Linked DNA regions of Mus musculus: region 1 is linked to region 2. A link is a loop called in an ENCODE intact Hi-C map of the cell type or tissue named here. Cell type or tissue: left cerebral cortex. All regions are shown on one strand. Links, peaks and the distances in the headings refer to the core of each region. The heading gives the core; the rest is flanking DNA.

Evidence for each region. Hi-C counts contacts between places; a loop is a spot of excess contacts. Peaks named below come from ENCODE experiments on the same cell type or tissue, not always from the same donor. Only the 100,000 strongest peaks of a DNase experiment are listed, where the experiment ranks them.
Region 1: it touches region 2 in a loop (2.0-fold over the local background); 13 of 42 quality-filtered maps call a loop at or near these places.

Annotation. Positions count from the first base shown.
Region 1 is chr3:83,214,110-83,230,548 of GRCm38, reverse strand. The region is part of intron 1 of Dchs2 (dachsous cadherin related 2); the gene reads right to left. Among named protein-coding and RNA genes, the nearest start is that of Gm10710, 93 kb to the right of the region's middle. In left cerebral cortex, for the core only: a CTCF peak has its summit at 8,201 (motif pointing right); DNase peaks (open chromatin) are centred at 8,476, 10,250, 12,379, 12,749 and 1 more place.
Region 2 is chr3:83,118,254-83,134,692 of GRCm38, reverse strand. It overlaps Gm10710 (predicted gene 10710), which reads left to right and starts at 5,447. Exons shown (of 1, transcript NM_001358023.1): 1 at 5,447-9,417. The coding sequence starts at 6,607. The coding sequence ends at 7,131. It overlaps Dchs2 (dachsous cadherin related 2), which reads right to left and starts at 7,166. Exons shown (of 20, transcript NM_001357165.2): 1 at 4,751-7,166. The coding sequence starts at 6,745. In left cerebral cortex, for the core only: no CTCF peak of the experiment used is centred there; DNase peaks (open chromatin) are centred at 5,944, 6,822 and 7,418; H3K4me3 peaks cover 2,198 bases.

The DNA of each region.
Region 1 (16,439 bases), core at 5,040-13,039, 95 kb before region 2:
CAGAGGCAGAGGCAGGAGGGTTCTGGGGGCTTGCCGGCCAGACTGTCTTGCTAAGGAGTGAGCTTCATGGTGAGTGAGAGACTCTGCCTCAAAGAAATACTGTAGAAAGCTAGTGGCTCAACCTCAACCTCTGGCCTGCACAAACATTAGCAAACACACACACACACACACAAAGAAAAACTAAATGTTAGATGATCAATGGAAACGAAACAAATACATTTTGTTTTGTGTATAATTCAGGATCTTTCTGACTTTCCAAAACTAAAAGCAATTCCATAGAAGCATAACTGTGGAGGAAAGGGTAGGCATGGAATGTTAAACCTAAATAAACTGGCACTTGGTAAGTATCTGCCCCCTGTGTATTAGGCCAAAGTGAGTGTCTCTTCAGCATTTCATCCCTGAAAGGCCACTGGAGGATAGATGTGAAAGAAGCACAAGACTGATAGCATTGTCATCTCTTTGTGTTTGCGTTTGGAGGCTCAGGAGAATGAACCCAGAGCCTTACAAGTCAGGTAAGTACTCTACCATTGAGGTGTATCTCCTCTGACACTCTTTAGAATGGCACGGCTGGCTTGCCAGCAAGAAAGCACCCCTCACATAGCCATGCCCCAGTGGTCCTTTGGTCTTCTACTGTCCAGGGTGCAGGGGGTCTTCCTCCTCCCGTACACTCTAGCACCACAAAGAGACACACTGGAGAATTCAGTGCTGGGCTTGTAACAGGAGACTAAGCATTGAACAGAAAAAGGATTTTCTTAAAGATTTATTTATTTTATGTATATGAGTACATTGTAGCTTTCTTCAGACACACCAAAAGAGGACATCAGATCCCATTACAGATGGTTGTGAGCCACTATGTGGTTGCTGGGAATTGAACTCAGGACCTCTGGAAGAGCAGTCAGTGTTCTTAACTGCTGAGCCATCTCTCCAGCCCCCCCCCCCACCCAGTAAAAGAATTTTTACAAAAGCACTGAACACATTTATCCAAGGAGTGGTCAGGTTTATTTTTATATGCCTACATACAAGTCAAAGGACAGGCCAGAGGGGCAGCCCAGTGAGGCTCCCTCCCCTGGCGTCTCAGCACCTTCCTGATACCAGATGGGTTGGACAGAACAGCAGGAATCCAAAGAGAAGGGTGACCCTTCATGTCCCCAGCAAAGGACAAACACCAGCTACTGCTCTCTCTGCATTCACTTGTGCTTCCAGTGACAGCATCAGAGCCAAAGGGAATGGGGTACCATATGACCTGCTGAAAGCTAAATCTCCTTCCCTTCTGCAGGTGCCCTAGCTCAGGACAGAAGGCCATGTGTATGTTATGGAAACTCTACTATTCACACACACACACACACACACACACACACACACACACACAATTAAAAATGTAACTAGCATGCCAAATGCTAGCAGGTGTTCTCTCTTGGGGCAGGAGCATGGGAAATGTTCATTTTCTTAAAAGATATGTTTTTGTACAGTTTTATGGAGATCTTTTCCATTTATAGACCCAAATTAGCTCCGCTGTTGTGTGAGTCTTAAGAGCCATCCTCTCCCACTCTACCCACGAAGGAGAGCCTGAAACACCTGTAAGGTCCACGGGGAAGAGCTGGATTTGGGAGGTTTCCCCAAAGGATTCCTCTTTATGTTTCTCTCGGGGTGGGGGTGGGGAGAATGCGGACCGTAAATCTGACTCATGTCACCTGGGCTTTCAGGCCTGCTGCTCCTACTTGTACTTTGAGAAGCCAGGTTTGAGAAGCCAGGTTTGAGCACAGAGGTCCTCACCCTGGAAGGATGTAGTCCAAGAAAGAAGCGCTGATAGGGCAGGGTAAACTCAAGTAGGATCTCTTGGCTTGCAAAGCCGTAACGCAGACCAAAGCGGGTACCAGGGCAATACAAACTCTGAGGTGACAGCGGTGACCCCAGCCTTCTAGAGCACAGCTAACAGCTCCAGGTTTCACAGCTGCTTGGAAACCTGAGCTCATGTGAGCAGTTCCACTTTCTTGGAGGACAAAGCTGTCCCAGATGGGAAGGGGCACGGTAGCCTGGGCTGCACCGCCTTGCTGCATCCTGTCACTTCTGCAGACCTGCACATTCATTATAAACACACCACTTAAGTTGTTTCTATTACATTTCTGCTTATACAGAGGTATAGGGAAACAGTCTCCGTGGTCGGGGAAAGCCACCTGCTGCCTCTCTGCACTAGCAGGGCTCTTCCTGATGTCAGCATCAGGCATGGGTCAGCTTTATCTCTTGCACTTGGCTTTTCAGTCAGCTTCTGGGAACTATGTTCTTCCTGATTCCACGTCACTGCTATACTCCACATTCTCTCTGAGTTTCTTCCCTTTCCTTTCTTTCCTTCCTTCCGCCTTTCCTTCCTTCCCCTTTCTTTCTTTCCCCCTTCCTTCTTTGTTTTTATCTGTTTGTTTTGTTTTCATTTTTTGTTTTTTGATCTAGTCTCACTACATAGCTCTGGCAATCCTGGAACTCTCTATGTAGACCAGGCTATCTTCCAACTGTCCATATGCCTCTGCCTCTCAAGTGCTGGTTTTTTGGTCCTTTAATTTTACTACATCTTACTGAATTTTGTATAGTTTTCCTAATGGCTTCATATGATTTTGAGAATCGACAACGTAAGAACACGTGATATTAGCAAGTATAAAGTAGAAATGGGTACCATACTCTGCCCCAGTTACTGCTCTATTGCTGTGAGGAGACATCATGACCAAGGAAACTTATAAAAGGAAATATTTAACTGGAGGCTGGCTTACAGTTTCAGAGACTGAGTCCATGATCAGTACAGCGGGAAGCACAGCAGCTGGCAGGCACAGCTGGACAGCTTACTTCTGATTCAAAGGTTGCAGGCAGAGAGATAGCAATTGGGCCTGGTGTGAGCTTTTAAAACTTCAAAAGTCCACTCCCAGACACACCTCCTCCAAGAAGACCACCTCTGTCCCAAAAAGGCCACCTCTAATCCTGCCCAAACACTTCCACAAATAGAAACAGTGAGTCTATGGGAGCTACTCTCATCCAGACACCACACACTCCTAAAAGCATTACGGTGACTTGGCAGCTGAGGAATGGACACCTAGGAGACATTTAGGTGGGAGGAGATCCCTCGTGTTACTCGAAATAGTTTCCTAAGAGAAACTTAGTGCAAAGCCCACTTCCTGTGAGGTAGACCCTCTACATACTGCCTGAAACCCCACTGATATGGTGGTCTACTCATTTCATGACTTTTTCAGTCAACGGCAAGGCATGGAACTTTTGGTTGATGGGTTTCATATTCTAGTACATACTTAGGTGAAACAAAGACAGTATGAAGAATAGCCTCTTCATATGGCTGTTTTAGATGAATTATTTCTTAGTGGCAAAATCCTATCCCAATGCCATCAGTGATCTTGAATGCTGATAGTGTCTAAAATTGCTCTTAAGCCCAAACTCCTGCCATGGAGGGGTACTCGGCTTTCTATTGCTGCTATAAAACAACCGGCAAAACAACTTAGAAAGAAACACTTAAATAAGTGTCACTGTCTTACAGTATCTGAGGTCTCAGGCCCTCATCTCTTGAGGCCCTGAGACCTCAACTTTGGGCCCCCAACATGGCTGAACATGGCAGGACAGAAGCTGTGGAGTGGAGCAAAGCTGACACAGGTGGAAGGATTAGGAACGTACCCAGAGGATGTTGCCATTTGAACGAGAGTTGAAAGGTAGGGACTCCGTAGCAATGAGAAGGAAGAAAGACCACTGTGTGGGCCGCTAGCTGGTGCAGTCACTCTCTTCACGGAGATAGATAAGTCTATGTTTTAAATGAGGCTACATGTACTGGGGACAATATTAATGACATTTTTCATTATTCAGATTGCATGACACATACTTGTCACAATGTGCTCGTAATTATTCATTTAAACACGGATGTTCTTAACTCCTGCTGGGTTGTAACTCCTTTGAGAATCTGGCTCTTTTTGGCATCCTTTACACCCCAAGAAAGGTGTATTCTTCCAGTACGTCTACACACAAAGCTTCCATGCACTGTCCTGACTTAAGGCTCTGGGCCATCTGAATACCATCTAAGACACTCTTAGAGAGGACTCCCACCTGTCTTCATTTCACCTGACTGCCCCACAACCCACCATGGTGGCAAAGACAGCCGAGTGGAGTTATCTTAACGATTACACAGAAATACGGGAGTGGTTTTCTTGGAAAACAAATGTTCTAAGCAAAGAAAGACAGAAAATGGGGCAAGTGGGAGAGTAAACTAGAGAATGAGGGACTTGTGGTCCTGAGAGCTGCTCACTGAAGACCAGAAGGAGCTCAGAGGCAGGAAGTACCGCAGACTGACCAAGCTTCCTGTGTGCAGAGTGTGTTGATGACACTTTTCATGTGCTTCCCTATGTTTTCAAGAGGAAAGTTTCTGTGAGCATTTTATAGGCTCACAAGTTGGGTGGAGGACACAGTTGTCCTTTTGTGGTTCACTAGAATCCTAGTGTGGGGAGAAGTTATCTGAGGCCCAGCTGGGATTTCCTTTTCAGATTCCCTCCCCTTTAAATCATGGAGTTCATTCTCAAATATGAATGCCATGCCTGTCGTTGGCTATGCTTTTCTCCACGTGTCAAAGTCAATGGCTGTGATAAAATATAAAGACAATAAATGTGGAACAAGGGAAGGGTAAGTGGGATGGGTTAGAAGAAAGAAAAGGGGATACAGAGGCAGGGAGGAGCTGGGTCAGGGAGGAAGATACAAGAGAGAAGAATGGAGAGAGAGAGGCATTCCTGCTCTCTGACATGTGCTCCGTGTCTGCTCCCGTGAAAGAATCCTGCACGGACCTCCTCACTCAGGCAGAGGTATTAGGATCCCGCTGGGCCACCACTCTGGAAGTGTAGCCTCCGATTTGTTTTTACTATGACCATGGTGGCTCTGTAACTCCTATTCGTGCTGGCCACCCCCCAGCTGGCTGTGAACTCAGGAGGGAGAAGGCATTTGCAGGCCCACTGCTTATACTCCTCTGGTCTCAAGGTTCTAAAGGTGTCCCCAGACCTTTTATAGTCTGTCTCCTCCCAGTCCTTTAAATGCCAGGGTCCCATCTGAATGCAAAGCCCACTGTTAGTGCTTGTTCCGGGCTTTGCCTCAAGTGTGGTGTTTCCTCCCTGCTCCACTTCTGGCTGAGTAACTCCCACCCCTAATCCACATCTGTGAGGAGGAAGACCCAGTGCAGCTTGCCTCTGAGCTTCCCCTGGACCTCAGCTGGAAAGCTCTTCCCACCCTCTACATTTTCACATCACTCCCCCATCTTATCCCAATGCTGTTCCTCTTGGATTTAATTTATTTATGTGTCCAAACCCTTGCTACTCAGTGAAAGCAACAGCCTGGATGGTGAGGGGCGTAAGAGCCATGGCTCTGTACATCCATGAGGAATGGAAGAGACAAAGAAGGATCTAAGGTTAGAGAGGGGCTCACACTAAGAAGTACAATGTACAGTCAAGTAGGACACTTGAAAGTCCATAAAAGTTGGCACAGGGAGAGAACATAAACTGTTATATGAGTGAATATTTATTAGGCAAAAGTTCTTCCATGTTTCTCAAATCCTACTTAATCCACATATACCATTTGGACTAGGGCTTAATGACTGGTTATTTTTTCCTCTAGTTCTGTTCTCAACTTCTTTTGTAAATTGGGCCAAAAGTCTGAAATAAAGTTAGTGGATGTCTGTGATACAAATTCTACAGCCAAGAAGAGACTCCACCGATATGATCTGTGTTTTCTAAAGCTGACCCAATTTAGGAAATGGGCTTAGTTTAAAAAAATATTGCATCATTAAAATATAAAAATGCTTATACTTCTTACGCATCCTACCGGATCTTATTTTCCTCCCACAGCTTATGACGGTCCTTCAGTTTCAAGATGGCCTCTTTTAGACAGTGCTCCTCCTTCAAGGCCTCTCTCCTCTGCTCTCTAAGCCTGGTCATGCCTAACAATAGGATTTTTTTTCCCATTCTACAGTTAACATTTCCAAAGTTGGATTTCACTTTGTATTAGTAGTTTTGTTTTTAAAATATCATCTCCCTAAACCCATGTTTTGCAGTTACCAAATCTAAACCACAGACTCTCGAAGCAATGGTTTCTCAAAATGAGGGGGTGGCAGACATGGACAGGAGGAAGCTTTCTCTTTTCTGTCGTTCTCCGCAACCCCTAGGAATGGATAACAAAAACTTGACACATCAGGAAGCTGGCTCATATGTGCATTGAGTAGAATAAAACGGTATGGAAAAAAGCAGCAAGTGAGAAGAGAAATTAATTTAAAATGGAGGCCAGACAGCGGCTCACGTCTTTTATCCCAGCACTTGGGAGGCATAGGCAGGGGGATCTCTGTGAGTTCCAGGCCAGCCTGTCTTACAAAACTAGTTCCAGGACAGCCAAGGCTACATAAAGAAAAAATTCTGTCTCGAAAAAATGAAAAAAAGGAAGGGGGGAATAGAAAAGGAAGTGCTTATGAATAGCTCAGGGCTGAGCTGAAGAGGAGAGGGTGGCTACTGGAGCTGAAACACCTCAATTTTCTTTGAGGGAAAAAACCTCAACGGAAACAGGATTGTCTAATTTCTTTAAAGACTCTAAGGTGAACGTCCCCCTCAGACCATAGAGTATGATCAGTGATATCTGATTGGATCTTAATTTTATTGGAATAAACAATCAACACATACAAAGTGTTCTATGCCCTAAAAGAACAGGGGTCTCAGACAGGAGTTTGAATCTGAAGTCAGTCATTTATGAATTGTGTCAAATGAGGCTTATCAGCAGCTGATTGCCCCTTCTCAGGTTTCCTGTAAAGATGGAAAGGAAAGAGTGTACAGAAGTAGTCAATGCCTGGTCTATCATAAGTATGCGATATGCTCAGTTATTATTACTAATTCTCAGTCCTTCCCACCATACTTTGTCCATCGAACCCTAATCCTTCTATTGTCAGATTATGTGGTTCCAGAATGTTCCTCCACAGATCAATAAATCACTGTTGGAGACAGAATGAGGCATGTCCCAAACAATGTGATGACAACACAGAGTGAGTTCAAAACTTTGCAGACCATTTGTGGGAAATAATGGCTACAGGCTTCTCATTTTACAATGCTGTCCCCATGACAACGGCGTATTTAGTCATCCTCCTTCCCCTGAGATCCAGAAGGATCCTTCCCCAACCCTGGTTATCAGCCCATCATAACATCAAACAGAAGGATCCAGCCCTAGCCCTGAATGACCCCCTATCATACTGTCATACAGAATAATCTTTCCCCAGCACTACCACTATGCCATAATGTCACACTAACTTACTGCGTAAAGAAGTACAATTCCCTGTTCCTACTCAAATCTAAGCCCACCACGACTACCCGAACTCATTATGTTCTCTGAAAATCAAAGACTCTTCAGCAGAGGTCTGCCAATCCCAGATCACACCCTGGCAAAAGGTTTAGAGGGACAGACAGGCTCTCCTTTTACATCACAAACTTCATAGGCAAGACTGTATTTTCCACTTGAATCTGCTTCCTGCTAAATGGGCAGGGAATAGGAACCAAATGTGTGGACATGAGTCCTCGGTGTATCTGCCTTTTGGGAGGACTGAAAGCAGAAACAGGGCTGTAAATAGACTGTCATGCCTGAGAACAACCTCCATGCTCCATTCTGGATTGCTTTTAACTACGGTATCATTCCTAGAGCAGTTGAGTACCATTCAGCCTTTGACCTACTCACCCTCCCCTTAGATTTTAACCATTCTTCTAAATCACATGGCATGTGAGATTCTGACATTGGAATCTGCCAAAAAATTTTTAAATTAAAAAAAACTTCATAAGCACACAAATCTGTTAATAGTTAGTGACAGTTTAAATGGATACATATTTTAAGTACTTTATATTTAACAAAGAGAGACTGTACATTGTGTGAGAGATGTTCCATGGCTGAACCCGACAATGAGGTGTTGAGGTGCGGTGCAGATCTAGAGGTCCACAGATCGTGGCAGCAGGAAAGTTGGAACTGTGATGGGCAGAGGCAGGAAGGGGGGGAATGGAAAATGAGCCCTGCAAGCCATCAGTTCTCATGGAGCCCTTATGTTGGTAAATAAACACATTTTGTTTTGGTTTGGAGTTGCTATTTTTAAGACGACCGCATGGAGATAAAAATCATATTTGATGAGGAACAGGGTTTAGTCATGAGGAGAAAACACGGTGCCAGCAGAGGGAGTTGGTGACAAAGAGATCCATACCCCAAAGCTGAATCCATCCTAACTAATGGCTGTCCTCGGTGGCTGAGCAGCCTACAGTCAATTCCAGCTGGGCTCTGAATGTTCTGCTGAGGTTTCCATAGCTTCAAGCTGTTTCCACTCAACTCGAGAAACCTAAGGGTCCCTCTGGGAGCAAAGGAGCAGAAAGGGAATTCCAAGCTGCTGTGAATGAATTGCAAGAACACATAAATCCATAGGGCGTTCCTCCCTACGCAGGCAACCCGTGGAGAAAACACTAGTATGTTTTACTTACAAACCCCAGAAGATCTGCTTTCAAAGTGACAAGGCTTCCAAGACCAGACGTTATGGTTGAGAGCTGTAAGGATAGCCATGATTTTTTAGGGCTAAAGCCCCGGCTTCCACACCACCAGCAAGACAAGCTCTTCCACTTGTTTGTTCCCAATCTGCCAATTAACAAGATGAGTAACCATGAAAAGTGAAAAGCAGAGGAAGGGAGTCACTCGCTGTGGCTTCACGGGAAAGAGGCACAAGTAAGGTTGTCCTCTGTGGCTCCTAGCAAGGCATTGGCAGGAGCTCTCTCTAGGAATCATGAAGTATTTACAATTCAAGCAGCCTGGTTTAGGTGTGGACCTCCTTGGTCATGAGCTCAATGCTCCTCTGGTGGGCCCAAGAAGTTCTAATTGCTTGAAGGAACAAAGTAGATTCAGGACAGGGCAGGACCACTGTGCTCTAGATGTAGCCTCACCCTTGCAGAAATTGACCTTATTGGAGGGAGTCATCTGTCACATAGGCTTTTGTTTTTCCTGCAATATATGGTGGCTAAGGGTTCAGGACATTAGCTTATTCGTGTGACCTGGCTGAAAGGAGACAGATTCGAGATGAGGGCAGAAGTGCCTGGCTTGCTTTCATCCTGGCTTTGGTTATCTTTTGATCCAGCTGAGAAGTCAGTGTTTTTTTTCAGCCAAAGCATCGTCTAACCACCTGTTTGATAAGGATGCTACAGAACTGCTTTCAAAGGCCAGGTTACCAAGAAACCAGAAGTGTACTCCCTGGGGCTTGCCCATGATCTCCACTCCCCATGATATGGTAGGGTGAGTTTAATATATACAGAAGAGAGCTGAAAATGCTTGTGAATCCTGCCCAAAGCCTTTACCATTCCAAGTATTCGCACACATAGATGAAACATGACAGCACTTCATGATGGCATTTTAGAGGAAACACAAATCCACCCTGAAGGCAACAAGAAGTAACGAGGGTTCTATTTCTTCAAAATAAAACACCTTCAAAATCCTTCTTAGGTATCTTTCCTCCTTTCTCAAAGCTTTGTATTTCTATAGCTACAAAATCCTTTCTTCACTCCAAGGCTGTGTTGATCTTATATTGCCTGCTCCTCTATACACATCGCTACTGTGAGGGTCTCTCCCATCCCTCCCAGGTTCTAGTCTGTGCTCTCCTAACCACATAGAATGCTAGAGAATAAGAGGCTCATTATTTGAACTCATGCCTTTCAACCTCACTTCCACTCAGAGGATTGGAACTCCAGTTCTCACAGTTGTGAGATTCAGCAGCAAACACTGAATCCACTAAGCCATCTCCCACCCTCTCCATTAGCCTTAAAGGTTACATACATTGTATTAAGACTCCAGTTGGTTTCAATTTTGTTTCATTGGGTTAATTTCTTAATATTGTGATGCAGACTCTTGTATCTGTTCATGAAGGTCACTAGTTATGATTTAGTTTATTTTCACTGTCTCGGTGCCCTTTGCATGTTAGCATTATGTAGAGAAACATTCTATCTTCCATTTCCTTACCTTGTGAGGTTGTGTTATAGCTTGCATAAGGGTTCTTCAAAGGCTCATGCATGTTGGACATTTAAGATGAACTGTCATACTGCTGGGAGGGGTTGGAACTTTAGGAGTTTGTTGCTCATAGAAGGATGTGAGATCCTTGGAAACGCACTCTTGAGGAGGACATTGGGATCCTGGCTTCTTCTCTTACTCTGTTTCCTGGCTGAGGCGATGTGTCACCCTCCCACATCATACCATCTTTGCCACATGTCCAAAAGTAATGTTCCAAATCCACCATGGGCTGAAGCATACAAAATTGAGAGCCAAGTAGTCATATTTGCCTAGCAAGTCTGTTAGCTCTGATTTTTTTTCCCATATTAAACCATAACTAACACCTATTGGTGTGAATTCTCTCTTGGATGTAGGATAGAATTTATTACTACATCCAAAGCTGGTAATTTGAATAAAGGGATGAGTCATTATTATAAATGTTGCCCATATAAAGTACACTGGAGCTACCAAATTTATTCTTTCCTTTTGCATCAGTTCTATAGTTACCCATTCGTCCATTTCATGTAGCTTGTCAAACTTATTGATATGTAATCTTGCATCGTATATGTTCAGTGTGCCTCACTCCATAATTGCATCCTCTTTCATTACTGCTACTGATAATTCATTTTCTCCTTTTCTTGGTTGTTCTTCCAAGGTTCTCCTTGAATGTATTACCTTTCAAAGACCCTTCCCTGTGTTAATTTTCCCGAATTATATTTTCTCAATTATGAGCTTTTCTCTTTACAATTCCTTCCTTCAATTTATTTCCTTGTATCTTTTTTTCTTATTAAAATATATAACATAATATTTGTCTATTAACTGATTTTAATGCATATCGCAAAGTTAATGTGCTTTTTTATCACTAAATTAAAAATATTTTCCAATTAATTTTTTATTTCTTCCCTGACACATCATTTATTGTAGATTGTCAGCTCACTCTGGAATGCTCGGCTTTTATCTAATGCTGCTGGTTGAATTTAAATCTATGTGGTCACAGTACATAGTCCATGTCTTTAATAATTTCAGTGTTTGAGATTTTTATGATCTACAGTGAACATCCTATGTGTCCTTGTCACCTTTGTGTGCTCTTCATTGTTGGATGAGAAGAGGTCCTATAGGTGCTTATGTATCAAGAGGAATGTTGCTGGGATTATTTCCTTGTCTGTCTGTCTGTCCGTCTGTCTGTCTTCCCACTTTTTCTTGTCTTTGTGTGTCTAGTTGATCCATTAATCACTCATTCCTTTATTCAGATTAGACTCTTTATATCAGATATCAGCCTCTTCGCTTCTAGATTTCCACTTAGATGTTCTCTGTAGTACCTAATGTTTTCTAGCATCAACAAGCCAGTTCTCATTAGAGCCATTATTTCATTAAAAACATCTGACACAGTTAAATGGCTGCCTAACGGTCCTCATCTGATAAATCTAACAGTAGTTATTTGGGTGGGTACCTACTGCTCAAGTTTTGATAATTAATCATATTTTTCTGCTTCTTTATGTTTCTGTTGATATTTTAGTGTTCATTAGTTATTATGTGTGGTATAAATATCCTAAATTATATTGCTTTCCTTTGTAGACTTGACATTTTGTCCTAGGACCATCACTCTTACTTGAAGGATTAGTCTTAGGGTATGGCCTTTTTATACTCTTAAAAGAATGTCCTAGTTGTTGAGCAAGGGCTCTTGGTCTCAGTGATGGAACTTCAGCATCTTCAAACACAAGACAAGCTCCAAGTCTTCCTGGTCAACTGTACTCTACAAAGCAACAGCTTGCCCACATTTGTATGTGGCAATTCTGGACCTCAGGCCTACAGCAAACACCAATCTAGGGGGCTCTTTCAGTCATGCTCCTTTCCCAAAGTTTAGCCACACTGAAGCCTAGTTGTCAAAAAGACCACCCTTTGGCTGGAGTCTTACCTCATCTCACCACAATCAGAAAACTACCCCGAGTCAAAGGACTGGAGCTGACAATGGTTCTTCTCCTAAGCTGCTTTTCTTTCAAGACCCCAGTCCCGTTCTGCCTACTGCCCAACACCTGGAAACAGTTGTCTCACATAGTCTGTTTGGTTTTATATTGTTTAGAGTGGAGGGGCAAGCCCAATATCTGTTACTATATTATAGCTAAAGTGTAAATGATACCCCGTCATGTTTTTCTGGTGAGAACCAATCCCACACATGGATGTTAATGACTAAATTCCTTCGTCTCATTACATCTTACTCCTAGAAACTCTTTTGGAGTCCTGACAAACCTATTACACAGCTTACTCTCAGAGGAGTCATGTATTACATTTTCGTTTGGAAAATGAATCTCTTCTGAGCTGTAGCACTGTCTGTTGCTCAACATTGCTAATGTCCCAGTTTGCACTCGACTGAGTACACTAGAGTTTCTGCTAATCTTGGAGCTAGGATAATAGTGACTGTGGTGGTAAGGGCATTATCATACCCTACTCCAGTGTCCCCTCCCCACCCCATGAACTCTGGGGACTTATCTCTCCCAAGAGACTAAAGGTCACAAGCACAGGCAATCCTTTCCCTATGAATGTATTGGATACCAAAAGCTAAAGGAAATAGTGAAGGCAATCTCACTCCCAAAGCACTCAATAGTCCTGAAGTGGCCTGATGTGTGTGGTGCAGTTTGTAATGAGACATAAAAAGGAAACACCCATGGAAACTTGGGACTGCCAAGACATGCACTTAACGTATGCAAATTCTGAGCCTGAGGAATCCAACTGCTTTGGGTTGAAAGCTTGCAGATCCTTCTCCTACGGGGCTTCCCAAACATAGAGGCTACATAAGAGTTGGATGAGTCACATCTACGTTAGGCTCTACTTTCCCAAGTTCCTCATATCTGGTCCCCGTTCCCCGATGTGGAAAGCTGATTTTGTTTCTTCCTTTTTTACACCACCTCTTACTTGCTCCACGTAGAAAGCCTCAGAGCCTCGAGGAGCATAGTAGTGGCATAGGTCTTGTAGCAACTCTAAATAGGGACTACATGTTTGTCTAACTGATCCCAGAAGAGTCATACAAAACCTTTTCCTTGTTAACAATAGAGTGGTGCTTTGCTGGTGGTGCTTTGTTGTTGTTGTGGTTGTGTTTTAATTCTTAAGAATGTGTAACGCTCCCAGGTATTTATTTCAAAGCACTCACACCATTCACTATGACCACACAGGCTGTGGTCTCCTGCTTATGTGCTAAGAGTGTACACTGTGATAATCCACAGCCACGTGAGTGGAGTATTCTACACAACCTGGAAACCGGTCCCCTTGGTCTCTGATGCTGTACTTTCTGCAAACCTTGCCAGAGTTCATCATATCGGAGTGTTTTAGTGTTTACAAAGCCTGGTTATTAATCCACTTGTTCCATAGTGACCATCCCAGGAGAACCTCGGTTTGCTGGTGGGGCAGGGCAAGTCTGTCTCCATGCTTTCCTGGGACTGACTATACCCCACATTTTCTCTTTCTGGTTGCCCCCGTTTCTTCCCGTCTCCTTTCAAATCAAGAAATTTAGAAGCTGAACTCTTCCTTTTCTTCCAACGAATACATCAAATACGACCCTTCCCTTGTGTCCCACACATAGGCAATTGCTCATGGGCTCTGCTAGTCAATTTTCAGATCTGCATATAGTTAATATGAAGTTAACCTTCAAGAACAAGTTTAAAGTAAGAAAGTTAATGCTAATACACCTTTAATATTAACTCCTGTCATATCTAGATTCCAGAGTCTTTGCAATAAAAATGCAAATTTAGAATACTCATGTGTGAAATACATTTAACTAGATCATTTAAAATCACATTAACAATATCTCATTTGCAAACCGATGGTTGCTCTAATTTAAATATTATGATGGTACCTGATCTATGGTTAATGGACAAATTTAAATAGGCCAGCGCCAAAACTCTTTAGGAATTTAGGAATCTTGATAAAAAAATTTGCATAGAAAGCAATCTATAACTTGTCTATATTAATCAAGTTAGACCCTTTTAGAGTAAGACATGACTATTTTTATAGAGGCTTTTTTTTTTTTTTTTTTTTTTTTTTTTGGTTTTTCAAGACAGGGTTTCTCTGTATAGCCCTGGCTGTCCTGGAACTCACTTTGTAGACCAGGCTGGCCTCGAACTCAGAAATCTGACTGACTCTGCCTCCCAAGTGCTGGGATTAAAGGCGTGGGCCACCACGCCTGGCAGTGGTTTATTTCTTTAAACTACACTCTAAAGTTCCAATGAAAATATTGAAGAGTTCTGAGGGAAATTCAGTTTCCAGAAAGAAAAACAAAAACCACAAAATTGCTAATTAGGTACAAAATTTTAAAATGGGGGGGGGTAGGGGTAAGAAAAAACTGCTCTTTTTCTAAATGTGTTATATCTTTATCAGCTTGGAAAATGGTATGAACCCAAAGCATACCTGTAAAGAAGTGCTCTCTGGGTTACCAAAAAAAAAATCACATTTCTCATCTCCTCTGGGAATGTACTGACCTTGCTCTGCATCACCCCCACCCACCAAAACAACCTTAGCATCTTGGAACTGAGCCCTGACTAGTCCCCTCTTCCATCTGGCTGTCTCTCACTTCTCTTTGGCTCTCCCTAATGCCTGACTATGGAGTCCGTTTCCCAACAGGGCTGCCTTGTCTAACGTCAGTAGGAGAGAATGTTCCTAAACCTGTGGGGACCTGATGCACCAGATTCAAGGAATATCCTCAGCCTCCCCCCACCCTCATCCTCTCAGAGGAGAAGGGGAACAGGGGTGGGGGGGGGGCTCTGGGAGGGGGTACTGGGAGGGCTTAGTGATTCAGGTTGCCCCTTCCATCACAATTGTTGAAGTCTTGTGGCTTCTCTCAATTTGATACATTTTAGGAAGATTTTCTTTATTTCTATAACAATGTCTATAGGAGCTTGGTAGAAATTACTTACAATTTCTACAGAACACAAACATCTTCTTGTATTTCTCCACATGTTGGAATGAGAACATGTTGGCGCTGAAACAGTATTCACATGTCTTTCATGTGTTTCTCAGTCTTCCATCTGCTGTTGAGGCCAGCAGTCCAGGTTCTTGGAGAAGACACTTTTTAAACCATGATCTTCACTAGTTTTGAAAACTTGTTCTATTTCTAAGACATGGCCACAGTGGAAGATGCTGACTAGAGTTTGGGAAGATTGGGCATATTCTGCTGCTGTGTGCATGCTTCTCTGGAGGTCTGCCAAGTATTTTTTGTTTTCTGTGCAGTTCATGGTCCTCCTGCTCAGTGGGCGTGGCAGGGTAGGCATTGAAGCTTCCCTGTATTACCGTTTATCTGCTTCATACAATTCTGTCATTGACTGCTTCATGTCTCTGGAAACTGTTTTGTGAAATGCATTCATGTTGATCACATTGATTTCTCAAAATGAACCATTGGATGACTTGTTAATATTCTTTGCTTGTATGTTGATAAGGTTTGGCTTTTTCTCTTACCTGACACATTTGTGACCAACCCTCTTCACAGCAAATCTTTTAAAAATCAATTTCCTCACTCTTAGAACTTTGTGTCCTTACATTTGAAGTGAATGCTTTCATAGAAAACATATTTTTGAGTTTAAAAAGAAAACCCTGAGATCCCAGAAAGAAGAAAAAGAGAATATTCCCACCACAAAAAGAAAATCTCTCTTATCTCTCTCCCCCCCCCCTCACACACACACACACACACACACACACACACACACACACACACACACACACCTTGATTTCTATAGTCCATTCACCAAGGAAATACTCAATTATACAGAGTTGAAATCTCATACACATGTGGTGGGCAACATAATACTTCAGCAAAGAACTAAGTTCCCAGTAAAACCCAGTCTTTAGGACCCATCTTCTAAGATGCTCATGAATTCTATAAGACAAACCAAGGTCCCCTGACTAAGAGGCCCTCCTCCCATTCAGTGACTGTTCAGTCTATCAGCCATTCTCATCACCTCCATGAGTGACTTAAGGACTCTGCAATGCTGACACTCAGCCCCCTGCCTGGCCTTTCCATGGCGGTGACTTACTGCTTCCATATTTGCAATTGTGAAAAATCAGCTTGTGAGTGTTCGTCGAGTATTCATTAAGAAAGCAGAAATAAGAAAGTCAGAGGAAAGAAATAAAGCAAAAGGGAGGAAGGAAGCTAGCCAGGACCAAGGATAGCAAATCTACACACAGTCGAGTTCAGATGAAAGGGGGGTTGTTCTAAATTACACAGGTTCTGAAAAGATTGCAGTGTCATCACTATAGTGACAGCTTGCTCCTGAAATATGTCCCAAATGTGCCTTTGGGTCCATGGTATTTTTAGTTTCTTAGGCATTTTAGGCATTTCCTTCTTTGTTTCCAGCAATTAACAGTCATCACTAGCTCAATTTCAATTATATTTGCTACAAAAG
Region 2 (16,439 bases), core at 4,057-12,056:
GTTTTGTGCTCATGCTAGTGTAACGCTGGTATAAGAGCTGTGGGCTGTGGTTAATACTGTTTTAAGATCTGGTTGTAAGTAGAAGCCATGAGCACAGCTCATATTACAGCAGAGGGAGTCTTTTTTTTTTTAGGCTGAGGTTTTGAAGTTTTTGCATTGGTAAACTGAGAAAAAAATACTCTCAGGTTAGGCACCTGAACTTGGTGGTGTCTCAGAGTGAATCCCTCTCTGTCAAAACAACAGCTTTCTGTACTGTGTATCACAGTCCCACGCAGTCCCATAATTCAATGTGGGGATCACAAAACATTTGGCATAAGTCTAAGGTTGCTAAATGTGCAACAGCCACCAAAGGTTACCTGAAAATCCAACATGTAATGAGTCCAGGGAGTCTGTGACAGCAATCACCCGTGTGGCAAGGGCAACGTCACTACAACTCTGGTGGTAAATGCACCTTGCACTGCACCCGGCAGACCCCAGGCAGCACCCACAAATCCTGCCTGAAACACTTCAGCTAGCATTCCAGACTGTTGTGTGCTAGCGGGGCTTTTTGCTGTTCTTACAAAGTTGTCTAGTCTTATAGAAGCATAATGTTTTAATTACAGAAAACAAAGGCTTTTAATATGTTCCTCCCGTCATTCCTTAGCATGAACAAATCGCATTGTTTGGTGTCAGAATGCTTAACTTTAAAAACTGCTGACTACGTTGCTGACTTGACTTTCACATTCAATGGGTTTTGGCTTGAGATTAAGAAAGAATTTCTTTTCTAACTAGCCTAAACATGCTTCTACCATCTTGTGCTCCATTATTTATGCTGTGCAGTATTCTCAGCAATGATTATTATAAGACCAAACCATGGATCAACTCCAAAACACACTAAAGCTATTCTACATACTGCAATATTAAATATGCACCCAAGAGTTAATTCTTTATGTAAAATTAACCAGGCACATTCATCCCCTTATTACGTAAATATGTTTTTTCTTTAATAAATGACAAAAGTATATGTGTAACGATCAATTATTTTATAATGTATTATCAGTAGATGTTTAATTTGTCTACTTATACAACTATATGCCCAGAGCTCATAAAAATTCCTCAGAACAACGAAGCGACCATTGGGAAAGTTTGAGGAGCCTTAATCTAGACCAGAACACTAAGACACTGACAGGAACTCTGGGTAGTATATTATTAAGAAGGGGCTCTCCATAAGGAGGAGGTATGGAGAAAGGAATAAAGGCATTGAGGCAAGGGCCCACAGAGCTGCCATACTCAGCTCTCCAGTACTGTAACAAAATACTCAAGACAAGCAGCTTATGAAGAGAAAGGGTTATTTTGACCCAGTTTTAACCCCACTGTGTGAAAGTCTAAGGCAGATAGTGAGTTCTGGATTATGCAGTAAGCATCTATACTTAACAACTGAAGAAACCGAGGAGAGGGTGAGGGAAAGGAAGAAAGGGAGAATAAAAACACAGAAAGAAAACACCCTGGAGTTTAGGAGGCAGTCGCAGCTAGTTAAGAGCAGCCGTTAGAGTCTAAGGTAAAGGGTCTCAACCACTCTTCAATGGCTATACAGATCCCTGGAATTTCCAGAATTCCAATCAGCACAATTTCATACTGTCTCTAGCAGCACTGGGAAAGCTGGAAAACTGTCAAAGCTGCAGCTTGAGCCCAGATGAGCCTCCGTAATGGATCCAGGACACGTGGAGATGGGAGGGGATAAAGTTATCCCCGGTGGCAGAATACTGTAGTGTTAGAAGCAACTCTACTGATAGGTTCTAATCAAAACAGTCACAGTGAGCCCATATTTTCTCCTGCAAACGAAGCTGTATTTTATTAGTATCATGCCAAGCCCATCAAGCCTCCCAAGTAGAAGCAGTCTTGAGAATTACCCTATCTAACCTTTACCCTATCATGATGTCATAGTTCAAATCTGATGGGACTATCTTTGGACACTGGGCATCTACGGCCCCCTCCATGTCTCAGCCTTTTCTGCAGTATTCCTGAGTCTACATGGCTGATCTCTGGATAATTGGTGGGATTAATCCATCACTGTCAAGGTTTCCTCCACCTTAAGCAGATGATCACCTCTATCCTTTGTGACATCAGACTCTGGTTCAAAAAGATGAAACACTCTTTGGTGGTGTTAGTCACTGACACTTGTGGACTTGTTCATATCAGTCGTGAGGAATGACTGCTTATCAAGCCTCCTATGGATAAATGCAAACTGATGATCAGCTACAGTGGAAACTGCTGCACCACACGTGACATCTTTATAATACCCTGGGCTTCTATGTATACAAATAGGTATGGAGGATAACCATCTATTGATAATGACTCATAAGTAAATTTATTTTAAGGTAGTTGTTTGGCAGATAATTTTAACATGTATTAAAGACAAAACCAATTTTCTCACGTTAATACAATGGGTGTTCTTGTTTAATTTTGCACAGAGAATTTGCCCTGACTGTATGTTTGATACTGCAGGATGTCAAATATATTCAGTGTTTTTCAGAACTGATCCACATTTTGATCTTGTAATCATCAGTATTGAGAATATAGCTTCATAGAAATACACACAACAAAATTGCAGATGTATATCTAAGACCATTGTCATGGTTTGAATATGCTTGGCCCAGGGAGTGGCACTATTTGGAGGTATGGCCTTGTTGGAGGTGTGTCACTGTGGGTGTGGGCTTTAAGGCTTTCACCCTAGCTGCCTGGAAGTCAGTCTTCCACTAGCAGCCTTCATATAAAGATGTAGAACTCTCAGCTCCTTCTCACCGTGCCTGCTTGGATGCTGCCATGCTCTTGCCTTGACGATAATGGACTGAACCTCTGACCCTGTAAGCCAGTCCCAATTAAATATTGTCCTTATAAGAGTTGCCTTGGTCATGGTGTTTGTTCACAGCAGTAAAACCCTAACTAAGACAACCATTTTAGAAATTATTGTAAATTTTCTGCTAACCCCAAGTCAAAATTCATTGGAAAGTCATAATGAAAGTCAACAACTCAGACAGCAACTTTTAAAATCAAACATTCTAATGCAAAACAATCCAATGATATACTAATTTGTTGTCTACATATTAAAGGATAACAGTGGGGAAATGTTAAAAGTACCTGTTTTCTGTAGCTAAAGCAGTATGTTTATAAGAGCAAAAATGGAGATACTAGAAGCCTGTAGTCCCACAACTTGAGAGGTAGAAGCTTACATAGGAAGTTCAAAGCTAACTCTGGCTACAACAGACCCTGAATCTTTGTTAAACAATAATTATATAATAGTATATTATGTAAGATATATGTATTTATATTTATTAAATATGTGTTTGATAAATATATATTGACTAGGTATATATTATATATGCAAATTTTCTATATATAGTAAAAATTAATAAAAATTTAAAAAATAAATACCACAATCCAAATGAGAGTCTCAGACTGAGAGCCGGTGTGTCTGGTGACATTCGCTAGTGCTATGTAATCTGCAAGCACATGCAATACCAAGAACACAAGCTGTGTGCTCAGAAGCAAGACTGCAGTGAAGTCACATGATGTAACACTGATGAGGGGTACCAGGAATCCCTCTGACTCCATGGAAGGTTCATTTTGAATTAATTTTTTATCTTGGGAAATTTAGACACCTTTGATGTTGTTACACTTTTTACAGTCCCCATATTCTCTCATACTACCCCATATGGTCATGACCCACATTTCCAGAAGCTAGAGAAGGGATAAGAGTACTGTTAACTACAAAGCTAAAAAGATATCAGCAACACTGAAAACCCATTTTTACAATATAGAAGCGCCTCGCTTATCTAAGGTTACCAGGAGTGTACTTTATAAAAGCTAAAGCCCAGGCGTTGTAACTGTAAAGCCGGGAGTTCAGAGCAGAGGTCTGAAATCTACACAGACATGGGTGCTAATTAAATCCTAAACTCAGTCCAGCAGCCAGTCAACTTTCACCTCCTTATTTCTTCAGTTTATCCTGGAGGGACTAAGTCAGTCCTGGAAATGTGCTTATCTAACGTCAGGTAAGAATAAGAGAAGCGATAAGGATGGACAGCCTGAAAGTCAGAACACAGCATTCTGATAGCACAGGAGGGATCCCAAGAACTCTCAAGAACACACCCAAGTCAAATAGCAAAGCCCAGGCCCTGGGACAACCACGGTGTACTGAGTGAGTCTCCTCCCGTCCAGCACTGAAGTCCTCACTGGAGGCTCTCAGCCCACAAACGTGATAGCTACAATGACTTGATGTCATCCATAACCTTGGTAAACTCCCAAAGCAGGTGGGAAAGAGAGTAAGAGGGACTTCGGAGGTAGATAGTCACTCAGAAGGGTTTCAATGTTTGAAAAAGAGAAGGCTACCCTGAGTCCTGAGACACCATATAAAGTTCTCAAAAGTGTATGGCATTGCCTACAGCCTGAGATCTGCTTTGGGGCAATGGGTAGTGCCTCCCAACTGGACTTGGGAGAAATCCAATGTGAAGGAAACTGGGGTCCCAGAAGAAAATTCCAAGAAAAACGTATACTGTGATGGAGAAAGGACCTTAGAGATCACAGGGCCAAGACATGACCCAAAGCTTTGGAGATTAGATAATGAGCTCTCTCGCCTCTCACTGGAGGGTCTGCAGAAGGTGTCTTTGCTTCTGCAACGGGGCACAAGCACCTATGTCACATTATCCCAGACACATTTACATCCTCAGCATCCATCCTCGGCCTTGAGCGGGACCCAGAGGCCTGATATCCTCACCTGCAGAAAGCAATGTCCAACTGCAGCATGCTCCGCGAGAGTGACATTATACACCTGCCTCCGGAAAACGGGCTCATTGTCATTCACATCATCCACTGTAATGGTCACCAGACAGGTGGCAGAAAGTGGCGGCTCTCCAAGGTCCTGGGCCACCACTCTCAGCTCCACTGTCTCCTGGACCTCTCTGTCTAGAGCTCGGATGGTGCTGATCAAACCGTTGTCGGGATTGATGCTGAAGGATGGCACACACTCTTCCTCGGGTGACAGAGCCTCAGACTGGCAGGGATCTGAGAGTTGCACTAGCTCATATCGCAGCTTGGCGTGATCAGTGCCCGCCTGGTCAGCATCTAAAGCGCTGACCCAAACCACCGAGGTGCCAGGGACAGCGGCTTCAGACACGGAGGCCCAGTAATGCTCCTGGCTAAAGACAGGTGGCTGGTCATTGAGGTCCGAGACCCAGAGCAACAGCGACTCCTCCGTGCTCAATGGCGGGGACCCTGCATCAGTGGCCACTAGTCTTAACTCGTATAGATCTTGGCTTTCCCTGTCCAAGAGGCCCTCGATGCAAAGGAAAAATACTCCAGGTGGACCACCGGGCCGCAGCGCAAAGACTCCGTTCCCACTTTCCAAGGACAACTTTATACTGCCCGCCCCAAGGAGGCGTGCACCAAGCACCCCTGCAGCCTCCTCTTCTTTCTCTGGGTCACCGTCGGCATCGGACACTGAGACTCGAGCCACGTAGTCGCCTGGGTGGGCGCCCTCAGAGACCTGGACCGCACCTCCCTCGGTGAGGAAGAGCAGGTGGATGGCAGGAGGGTTGTCATTCACGTCCAGCACGTCAATGGACACGCGCACGGTGGCTACCTCTGGCTCGGCGCCCCCGTCGCGGGCCTGGACCACCAACTGGTGCCAGGCCTGCTCCTCCCGGTCTAAAGGTCTTTGCACCCGCACTACGCCGCTCAGCTCCTCCACAGAAAAATAACCCGGATCGCCCAGTGGCCCACCACCTGCGCTCGCCACGGGCACTTGCCGCTCCCGGATACTGTAGCGTACCAAGCCATTGGGGCCCAAGTCGCGATCAGTAGCACGCACGCGACAAACCTCAGAGCCCGGCTGGGCGTCCTCACGTACTGTGGCGCGGTACTCGCCCTGCTCGAAAACTGGCGGGTTGTCGTTCTCATCCAACACACGCAGCTGCACGTGCAGGAGGCCGGTGCGCCGAGGGCTGCCACCGTCCCAAGCTTCAATGTGCAGCTCGTGCGCTGCCGCCGCCTCTCGGTCCAAGCGCCGCAGCAGCACCAAGTCTAAGGGTTCCAGCGGTGATGAGGACACCGGCAGGGAAGGCGACGCCGGTAACCCCGGCGTCCCATAGCGCAATTGGAAGAAGGGTCCTGTGGGATCCTGGGGCATGTCAGAAGCTTGCAGCAAAGTGTAGCCCTGGATGCTGAACAGTCCCGCGTCCGGGTCCTGGGCTCCTGGCAGGCGGAACGCTGTCCCGGGCGGGCTGAGTTCGGACACGTCCAGCTGCAGGGAGTCGCGGGGAAAGCGAGGGGAATGGTCGTTCACGTCGTTGACGCGGATCTCCACCTGTACCACCTCTCCCAACAGCGTGGCGGCCACGAAGCTATAGTGGTCCTGTCGCTCGCGGTCCAGACGCCGAGCGGTGCGGATGATACCAGTGTCCGGGTGCACGTGGAAGTCGTCCAGCAGCGGGGAGTCATCCGAGTCCTCCGAAAGAAAAAAGCCATTCCCATCCTGTTGCTGAGCTGCTGGCAACCCCGCGCGAATGTCACCCACCAGTGTGTCTGGGGGCAGCCCCTCGTCCACCGAGAGGCTGAGGTTGAACACCTGGGCAGATGAGCCCGAGGCTGCCCACAGCCAGGCGTGGACGAAAAGCCGGAGCAGGGAGCTCTGCGCCCCGGCGCCGCGGGGCCGCCCACGGGGTGACCCAGCCGGCTGACGCCCTTCACCCATCCTTCGCCCAGCAGGGCTCATTTCTCCTCCAGCTCTTTAGGAAGAAGGCTCCGGCTAGCTGCCAGCTTGTATTGGGATCTCAGAGCAACCCAGGAGCCTCTTCAGTATTAAGCCAGGGAAGAAAAGACTTTGGCAAACAAACGAAAAGACCCGGGAGTTCCCAAGGTGGCATCTGCAACTGGTGCAGACGTCCTCTGGCCGCAGCTCACGCAGGCGGGGGCGGCTCTAGCTGCCTCTGCCTCCGCGGCCACCTCTCCAGCCTCTGGATGTCTTTAAGGGAGTCCCATCGCTTTTTCTCTCTTCTTCTATTCCTTTTACATCTGTTCCTTGTTCTGCTCGGCTGGCTGTTTCCCCCTGGTAAAGTCAGGTGCATTATTTCTTTTGCCAAAAAGGAGGAAATTATTTAAAGCGCGCACACGGAGAGGAAGGGGATCCGGCCGGGAAGGGGGTGGAGAAAGGGCGGGGAGGCCGAGGGGGCGCGGGGCGGGAGGAACGGTGGGAGGGGCCGCTCGGGCAGCAGACTGCTACAGGGGCGGCCGCTCCCCCACCCACCCCACTCCACCTCCCGCGTCTCCCGGCGCTGGGGACTCCGTGGAGCCCCCTCTGACTGGGCCTCCTACTCCTTAGTCCCCTCCCCGTGCGTGATGCGGCTCGCACCGGGATGAATTCCAACCTGCGAGCCTCGGTTCTGTAGAAGGACTAAAAAACGGCTAGCCGGATGGACACGCAGCCCCAGACAGTGACGCTGATGGGGTTGTCTGGCTTGGCTTTGCGTGCAAAGTGTACTGGGTTAGGGAAGAGGCCAGTAGCTTGCCCCTAAGCTCGCTCTCTCCATCCTCAGAACAGCCCCTGCAGCGAGCCTGCCCATGGCTCCATGTAAGGTGGGGGTTATATGGTCACTTTAAGGAGACAAACTTGTGCTCTCTATTTGGCGAGAGAACCCCACCTCCTCAGCGGAAGGACAGATGGAGTCAAAAGGAGATGCACAGCTGGGGCCAGTTTGACTGTAAAGCAGGGAAGGCGGAACTTGGAGAAAAAAAAAAGAAGAAGAAGAAAGGAGAAAGAAAACTTCCAGAAATCCCGAAAAAATCTGTGACACACATGGCACGCTTTATTATGCCGAGCTACTATTTAGCAGCGTGCTAGTGTCTTGTCACTCCCCTCTGCCACCTGTGATGACAACAATGGATGGAGCTTGCGGACCTTTTTAGGCATCCAGCGCCATCATACCTGCCAGCATATTTTATGATGATGATTTATGTGCGGATTGACCTTGTGGCATAAGCCCCAGCACACGGCTTTACCTCCAGCCCTATGAGAAGAACCTTGCAGGGATCTGATAGCTCTTCCAAAGTAGCTTAGGGTTGAATCCAAAGACAATTCACCTCAGCCTGTGTAGTCTCGGGCTTCTCTCCTGCTATCCACAGCTATAGATGGAAACTGACAAATGGCCTCTAATAAAGTATGCTCCACCAGAGGAGTCTGCTCTCTTGAGAGCGGCCAGCCATATGTAGCAAAAGGTTTCTGCAATTTTGCATTTCAGCCAGAAGGAAGAATTAATTTCCTAGATACTGTTCTGTGCTAGGGGGAGACCAAAAGGCCAGCATACAGTTCCCCAGAAACCCCAGTGAAACGCCTTCTTATATTGAGTGGCCTATGCATGCCATTGCTAATTAGCAGCCACACCAACCTGTACCCCTGAAAAAATAATAATCAAATGATTTTCTTGGCAGTGTTGTATGTAACCAGAGATGCTATTAAAATAATGTCAGCCTCCCTTTTATCGATCAAGTGCCTTTAAGCATTTGGGAGATCAGGCTTGAGCCTTTGGAGTCTTCTTTCCAACTTAATGCAAAGGCATCAGGAGTCTTACAAAGCACCACAACTACTGCCACCACTGGTCCCTTCTGAGGTGGTTCTCCACCAAGCATTCAGACTGTTTCTAAAGCCAACACTAAGCCTTTAACCCCTATTCAGAACCTACATGATAGCTTCTTGTTTCAGACTCCTTCCTAAATTGCCCACCTTGCTCTTCTTCCCTGCTCATTGAAGAATCTTTGAGTTGTTGAGCTTCCCTGTCTAGATCTCTTTTTGCCCCCCCCCCCAAACAGGCTCCTTCTCCTTCAGGTCTCATGTAAGATGCCAACTGAGGGGACATCTCCCTGACTACCCTCCTTCTAGTGGGAGGGTAAACCTAGATCCTCACATTCTATTTCATTCAAAGTGCCTTTAAGTACCTGAGATCAGCTTGTTTGGTTCATCTGCTTGGTCTATTACTCCAATCTTACCCTCTTCATAGACTTAAAGCGCTGCTTTAACCCACTCCCCATGAGAGAGTCTGAGAGAGTGTTTGGTGAATAGTAGATCACTCTTCACTGTATGTATCCAGTGGCTGGAATAACTGATAGGCAGATAAATGGATGAACTTTTAAACTGGAACTTGGAAACCACAACTAAAGAGTAACTGGCCCTGAGGTCCTTCACTGTACTGAGTCCCAGCTTTGCCTTGCTGGTTTTACTCATCCTGTGAATCTCCTTTGAACCTTTTCAGCTTATGTGAAACTATCATCGTCCAATATTTCCTTGGCACTAAGAGAAAAAGCGGATCTTCTTCCTGCACATGGCACTGACACGGACTTTGTTAACAGAGGTTTAGTTTTGAACAAATGGGAAAATAAAGCTTTGGAAACCTGTTTTCCTGTTGGTTTTATTATTGGAACACACACACACACACACACACACACACACACAATCCCAGTAACATCTCAGTAACATCCCTGAATGCTTTGAACAGATTTCTAGACTGAAAGTCCAGTTCTCCAAAGAAAAGGAGAGGGCTTCTTTGGGTAATGTGGTTGCACAGCCCTGAAAGAGACAAGGCAATGTCTGAGCCTTTGAGGGAAAAAATCGTGGTGTGAGTGGCAATCCCCTTTATCTTTGCAGCTGGTGAAACTTCACTTGGCTCTATAAAGTAGGGCAAGTTATTGAGTTTTGCTAAGTTTCTGTTCTCTTAAGTGGGAGCAATACAAGGATGATGGGAACTTTAAGAGAGGCATTCGAGTGGGTTGCATCACCTGATGCTGGCCTGCGGTCTTGTTTTATGTGGGGAAACATTCTAGGAGATGAGTTGTAATCTCAGCTCTCACTTCTCAGGGCCCAGAGTGTCTGAAGGAAGAGGATGTAAAACCCCCACAATGAAGAGCAGAAACTATCACAGCTAGAAAGGCTTGGGCAAATCCTCCCTGGTGTTACAAGGTATCAGTATGGGCTGGCCATCCTGAAAATCACTTCCTCCTTGACTGAAGACAGTTCTTTGCACTGTGATAATTAAATAGAACAAATAGTTATAAAATGCTGGAACAAAAAGTTTACAACATCAAATGCTATCTAGACCATTGGGACAAAGTTTGTAATGATTAGCCCTGTTCTGCAGGTAAAGAAATTGAGATTCAGATACAGTGCAAGACCAGAGTCACATAGGCAGTGAGTGATTCGGTGGTCCCTGAACCTGGATAGTTCTGCCCTCAGGTCTGTGGTCACTTACTGAGCCCTCCGATGGTTATTTTTATCTGACCTTTCCTTTAAGTACACTGTCTTCTGCCTTCCCACGGATAGCAGTATAGTGATGTAATGAGTTTGAACAGAAGCTGGGCAAAGTGCAATAAATAAATAAATAAATAAATAAATAAATAAATAAATAAATAAATAAGTGGCTGGGATAGACAGCATGTTTGTGGAAATGGAGGGGACAGAGTGGCCACAGGAAATGATTGCCTGGGATTATGACTGAACGCCTCTAAGTCAGAATCCCGCCCAGGCGGAACGATACGGCAGCGCCGAAGGAGCCTCGGTTGGCCCCGGATTGTCCATTTCATCCAGGTTTTCCAGTTTTGTTGAGTACAGCCTTGTGTAGAAGGATCTGATGGTGTTTTGAATTTCTTCAGGATCTGTTGTTATGTCTCCCTTTTCATTCCTGATTTTGTTAATTAGGATGCTGTCCCTGTGCCCTCTAGTGAGTCTAGCTAAGGGTTTATCTATCTTGTTGATTTTCTCAAAGAATCAGCTTCTGGTTTGGTTGATTCTTGGTATAGTTCTTTTTGTTTCTACTTGGTTGATTTCAGCCCTGAGTTTCATTATTTCCTACAATCTACTCCTCTTGGGTGTATTTGCTTCTTTTTGTTTTAGAGGTTTCAGGTGTGCTGTCAAGCTGCTAGTGTATGCTCTCTCCAGTTTCTTTTTGGAGGCACTCTGAGCTATGAGTTTTCCTCTTAGGACTGCTTTCATTGTGTCCCATAAGTTTGGGTATGTTGTACCTTCATTTTCATTGAATAATAAAAAGTCTTTAATTTCTTTATTTCTTCCTTGACCAAGTTACCATTGAGTAGAGCATTGTTCAGCTTCCATGTGTATGTGGGCTTTCTGTTGTTTTTATTTCTACTGAGGACCAACCTTAGTCTGTCATGATCTGATAGGATGCATGGGATTATTTCAATCTTCTTGTATCTGTTGAGGCCTGTTTTGTGACCGATTATATGGTCAGTTGTGGAGAAGGTAACATGAGGTGCTGAGAAGAAGGTATATTCTTTTGTTTTAGGATGACATAGATATCTGTTAAATCTACTTGGTCCATAACTGCATTAATTTCAATGTGTCTCTGTTTGGGTTGTGTTTCTATGATCTGTCCATTGATGAGAGTGGAGCGTTGAAATCCCCCACTATTATTGTGTGAGATACAATGTGAGCTTTGGGGTTTAGTAAAGTTTCTTTTATGAATGTGGGCGCCCTTGCATTTGGAACATAGATGTTCAGAATAGAGTTGTTCTTGGTAGATTTTTCCTTTTATGAATATGAAATATCCTCCCTTACTCTTTTTGATAACTTTTAGTTGAAAGTTGCTTTTATTTGATATTAGAATGGCTGCTGCTTGTTTCTTGGAAACATTTGCTTGGAAAATTGTTTTCCAGCCCTTTACTCTGAAGTAATGTCTTTTTGACACTGAGGTGTGTTTCCGGTATGTAGCAAACTGTTAGGACCTGTTTGCATATCCAGTCTGCTATTCTATGTCTTTTTATTGGGGAATTGAGTCCATTGATGTTAAGAGATATTAAAGAATAGTGATTGTTCCTTCCTGTTATTTTTTGATGTTATTTTTATGTTTGTATGGCTGTCTTCTTTTAGGTTTGTTGAAAGATTACTTTCTTGCCTTTTCTATGATGTAGTTTCCCTCCTTATGTTGGTGTTTTCCATCTATTACCCTTTGTAGAGCTGGATTTGTGGAAAGATATTGTGTAAATTTGTTTTTGTCATGGAATACTTAGGTTACTCCATCTATGGTAATTGAGAGTTTTGCTGAGTATGGTAGCCTGGTCTGGCATTTGTGTTCTCTTAGGGTCTGTATAACATCTGCCCAGGATCTTCTGGCTTTCATAGCCTCTGGTGAGAAGTCTGATGTAATTCTGATAGGTCTGCCTTTATATGTTACTTGATCCTTTTCCCTTACTGCTTTAATATTCTTTCTTTGTTTTCTGTATTTGGTGTTTTGACCATTATGTGACAGGAAGAATTTCTTTTCTGGTCCATTCTATTTGGAGTTCTGTAGGCATCTTGTATGTACATGGGCATCCCTTTCTTTAGGTTAGGGAAGTTTTCTTCTATAATTTTGTTGAAGATATTTACTGGCCCTTTAAATTGGGAATCTTCACTCTCTTCTGTACCTGTTTTCTTTAAGTTTGGTCTTTTCATTGTGTCCTGGATTTCCTGAACGTCTGGGGTTAGGGGTTTTTTGCATTTTGCAATTTTTTGACTGTTATGTCAGTGTTTTCTATGGTATCTTCTGCCCCTGAGATTCAATCTTTTATCCTTGTATTCTGTTGGTGATGCTTGCATCTCTGACCTAGGTTTTATATCTGCAGGGTTGTCTCCCTTTGTGATTTCTTTATCATTTCTATTTCGATTTTTAAATCCTAGATTGTTTTGTTTAATTCCTTCACCTGTTTGGTTTTCTTTTTCTGTAATTCTTTAAATGATTTTTGTGTTTCCTCTTTAAGGGCTTCAAGCTGTTTGCCTGTGTTCTCCTGTATTTCTTTAAGGGAGTTATTTGTGTTCTTCTTATAGTCCTCTATCATCATCATGAGATGTGATTTTAAATCAGTCTTGCTTTTCTGGTGTGTTGGGGTCTCCAGGGCTCACTGTGTTGGGAGAATTGGGTTCTGATGATGCCAAGTAACCTTGGTTTCTATTGTTTATGTTCTTGCCCTTGCCTCTTGCCATCTGGTTATTTCTGGTGTTAGTTGGTCTTGCTGTCTCTGACTGTGGCTTGTTTCTCCTGCAAGCCTGTGTGTCAGTACTCCTGAGAGACCAGTTCTTTCCAGAAGGAATTTGGGTATGGACAGCTGTGGCACATGGTCAGCTCCAGGGTACAGATGGAAACCTGTCCCCAACTGTTCCTTGGTTCCTGTGTTCTGAGGGCTCAGGGTAGGTGTCTCTTGGGCCAGGAATTTGAGCAGAAGTGGTGGTCCTACCTGTGCTCACAGGTGTGTCTGCACTCCTGGGAGACCAGCTCTCTCCCGGCAGTATTTGGGTATAGAGCGCTGTGGCACGGGATCCGTGAAGTTACTTTGTATGTCATCAACATTTATAATCGGGTTGTGGAGGTTAGGAGCCTTTCCTCCATAATGGGGTGGGAGCATCACTTAATCATTTGAAGGCCCTTCAAACCAAACAGAAAAGAGTATTCTGCCTCAAAATTGTAGCATATAAATCTCCACTGAGTTTCCAGCATGCTAAAGTGCCTATGTTGGTCAGTTCTCTGTCACTATAATAAAATGCCTGATATGATTACCTTATCTAAAGAGACATTTAGTTCACATTTTTTGATGTTTCAGTCCATCATCAGTTGGTCCTGTGGCTGTGGGTGAGGTAGCAGTTCATGGAGTGAGTATACAGCAGAGGAAAGATTCCCAACACAGGGCTAAGAACAAAACAAAGAAGCCTCTGGCATGCCAGAGTCTCCTTCAAGACCACACCCTTTGGTGAGGTGCAGGGCCCCCACCACTGGGTCTCCCTGGCTAAAACTCTACCTCCTACAAATGCACCGCCTTGGGGGAAAAAGCTTTAAACACATGTTGGGGAATATTGCACATCCAAACTACCATGCTAGCAAATAGATTTTGGACTTACCAGGCTCCAAAGTCAAGACAGCCAATTACTTAAAACAAACTAGTAGTGCTTAAGATAAATAGATAGACATTTGAGTTCTAGATGATGGATTGGTAGATGGATAATTGATAGTTAAATGATTGACAGACAGATGATAGATAAGTATTTGATAGGTAGATAATACCATATTGATAGGTGGTAGATAGATATATAAATAGAGAGATATCTAGACAGATAAAATGAGAGATATTTAAATAGATGAAATAAGTTCTGGAGAATCCTAACCAATACAGAGCTTGTTTTTAACATAAAAATAACTTTGTAGTTAATTTTATACCCTGTGTTCAATATACATATATTTTGTGTTGTTATACGTTACAGAGTGTGTCCCATAGACACATAAGGAACTGAGTTCAGATACCCGGCATCCCTGTAAAAAGCCTGGCACAATGATACAGTAATGTAGCACTGGGGATGTGGAGACAAGAGGGATGGAATTCTGGGGCTTGCTGGCCAGCTACTTTAGCTATGCTTTGAGTTTTAGATTCAGTGAGAGACGCTGTTACAGAAAACAAAATGGACACGCTTCCCATACCCCTGCTGCAAGACTCAGGAATCACTGCAGAAGACACAGAAAGATTGTAAGAGCCAGAGATTTCAGAATCTTGCTGCCAAACTGCTTCATCGACAAGGCAGACCCATTGCACAGGAATCCACAGCATCTCTGACACTACAGGTATAAAACTTGCATAAGATCAAGCCAGTTAAAATTCCAACATGGTGGGAGAAGACCCCACAATTCTCTGCCCCCAGCTGATGAGCTACCAGCAGTTGATAGCTACTAGAAGAGAAAGAACCCATTTTATTCAGGGATGTGTCCCCAGGAAAGTTGCTGTGCTCCAGTGGATGGCTACACACCCACACCCACACTGCCAGCAACAAGCTCCACCCACCCAGTGATTAAAAAGAGAAGAGTATGTGAAGCCCAAAGGCAATGTTGGAAGAAGTTGACAGAAGAGAACTGGGGTTGATTTGCTCAAAACACATGGAATACATATATAAAAATCACTGAGAAATAAATAACTATTTTTTAAATGAACTTGATTTTAATTAAAAGCTCTCTACAAAGAGAAAAAAATAAGATGGCTAGCAACTGAGGAAGACACTTAATGTTGACTTTTGGCCTCCACCTGAACATGTATTCATACACATCTTTACACATGAATACACACACACACACACACACACATATTTTAAAGAGACAGGTGAGATTAGAATCCTACCATAATAGAAATTTTATAGGTAAACAAGTTTACCTCCATATCTTACATTCTAAGCTATCCCAAAAAGCATATTAGTTTTTCTTTTGATCTGCACATACTTATTTATTCTAATTTTAGGCTCAATAGACTATGCAGAGTTCTACATAACATGGGTGTTTCAGATATCAACATGTGATTTTTTTTCCTATGATTCAGTGGGAATAGAGGAAAAGCAAGCATTTTATTATAGTGTTTTAGTTAGAACTCTGACATCTTATTAAGCATGTACTATGTTGACTCTTGTTTTCAAATCTATTGGAAGTTACATACAGAGCTACCTCCCAGCTAGTGATGCTTTGGTTTGTAATTTCTTTATAGTAGTACAAAGGTGATACTGTACTTCCAGCTTGTAATTTTGTTTTTCCTGGGCTGGCGATAAACAGTCAGCCATTTGATCACGAGAGCAAGCAACATCTACTCTACAATAGACAGATTTTTGGGAATACATATATTTGATAAGTTACCTGACACAGCCAACCTTTTAGACTTCCATTAATTTGCAACTTAAATATTTCCATCAATTAAATAAATATTAGCAATCAATAAACACTTTATAATGAAATCGGTTTGTAATCCATAGTTTTATCCAACCACAGCCTAGGTGTCATGTACACAGTGAGGGTACCCAGGGTTAACAGGGAGAAATTTTCATTTTATAGCATTTTCAATACATGATGGGTTTCTCAGGACGCAACCCCGTCATAATGAAGCAGCAGATAGACTGAGGTTATGCCTGCTTTTGTGGGGGGGAGTGAGGGGGCTTGTGTGGAAAAGAATCCCTGGCTGAAGAAATGGGGACCTGGTTTTTTTCCTGTCACCCTTCTTTCTTATACCTTTCTTCTCGTCCCCGAAATCGGTCAGCCTGACCAGCTTCTCCCTATTCCCTCCACCAAGGGCATCAAACATGCTCAGCCAGATAGCCCCTGAGAGCTGGCTTCCGGATCATTGTTGGCACACGCCTTGCCTTTCTTTCCCCACCAGCCTTTCCTTGGATGTAATAATAGCCCACCTCCCTATTTCCCAAACCCTTTAATCAGTTTGTTTCTGTTCTCTGAACTCTTTCCAATTTTCCTATATGGCGGGTAAGATGTGAAAACCAAAACCACACACCATTTTCTAACAGGGCCTATGCATTGCCAAACCTCACAAGGCTAACTTACTTCTTCAAGGAGAAATCAAAGCCAAGTCGAACAGGTTCTTTACAAGTGGGTTTCAGAACAGGTGTGACACCTGGT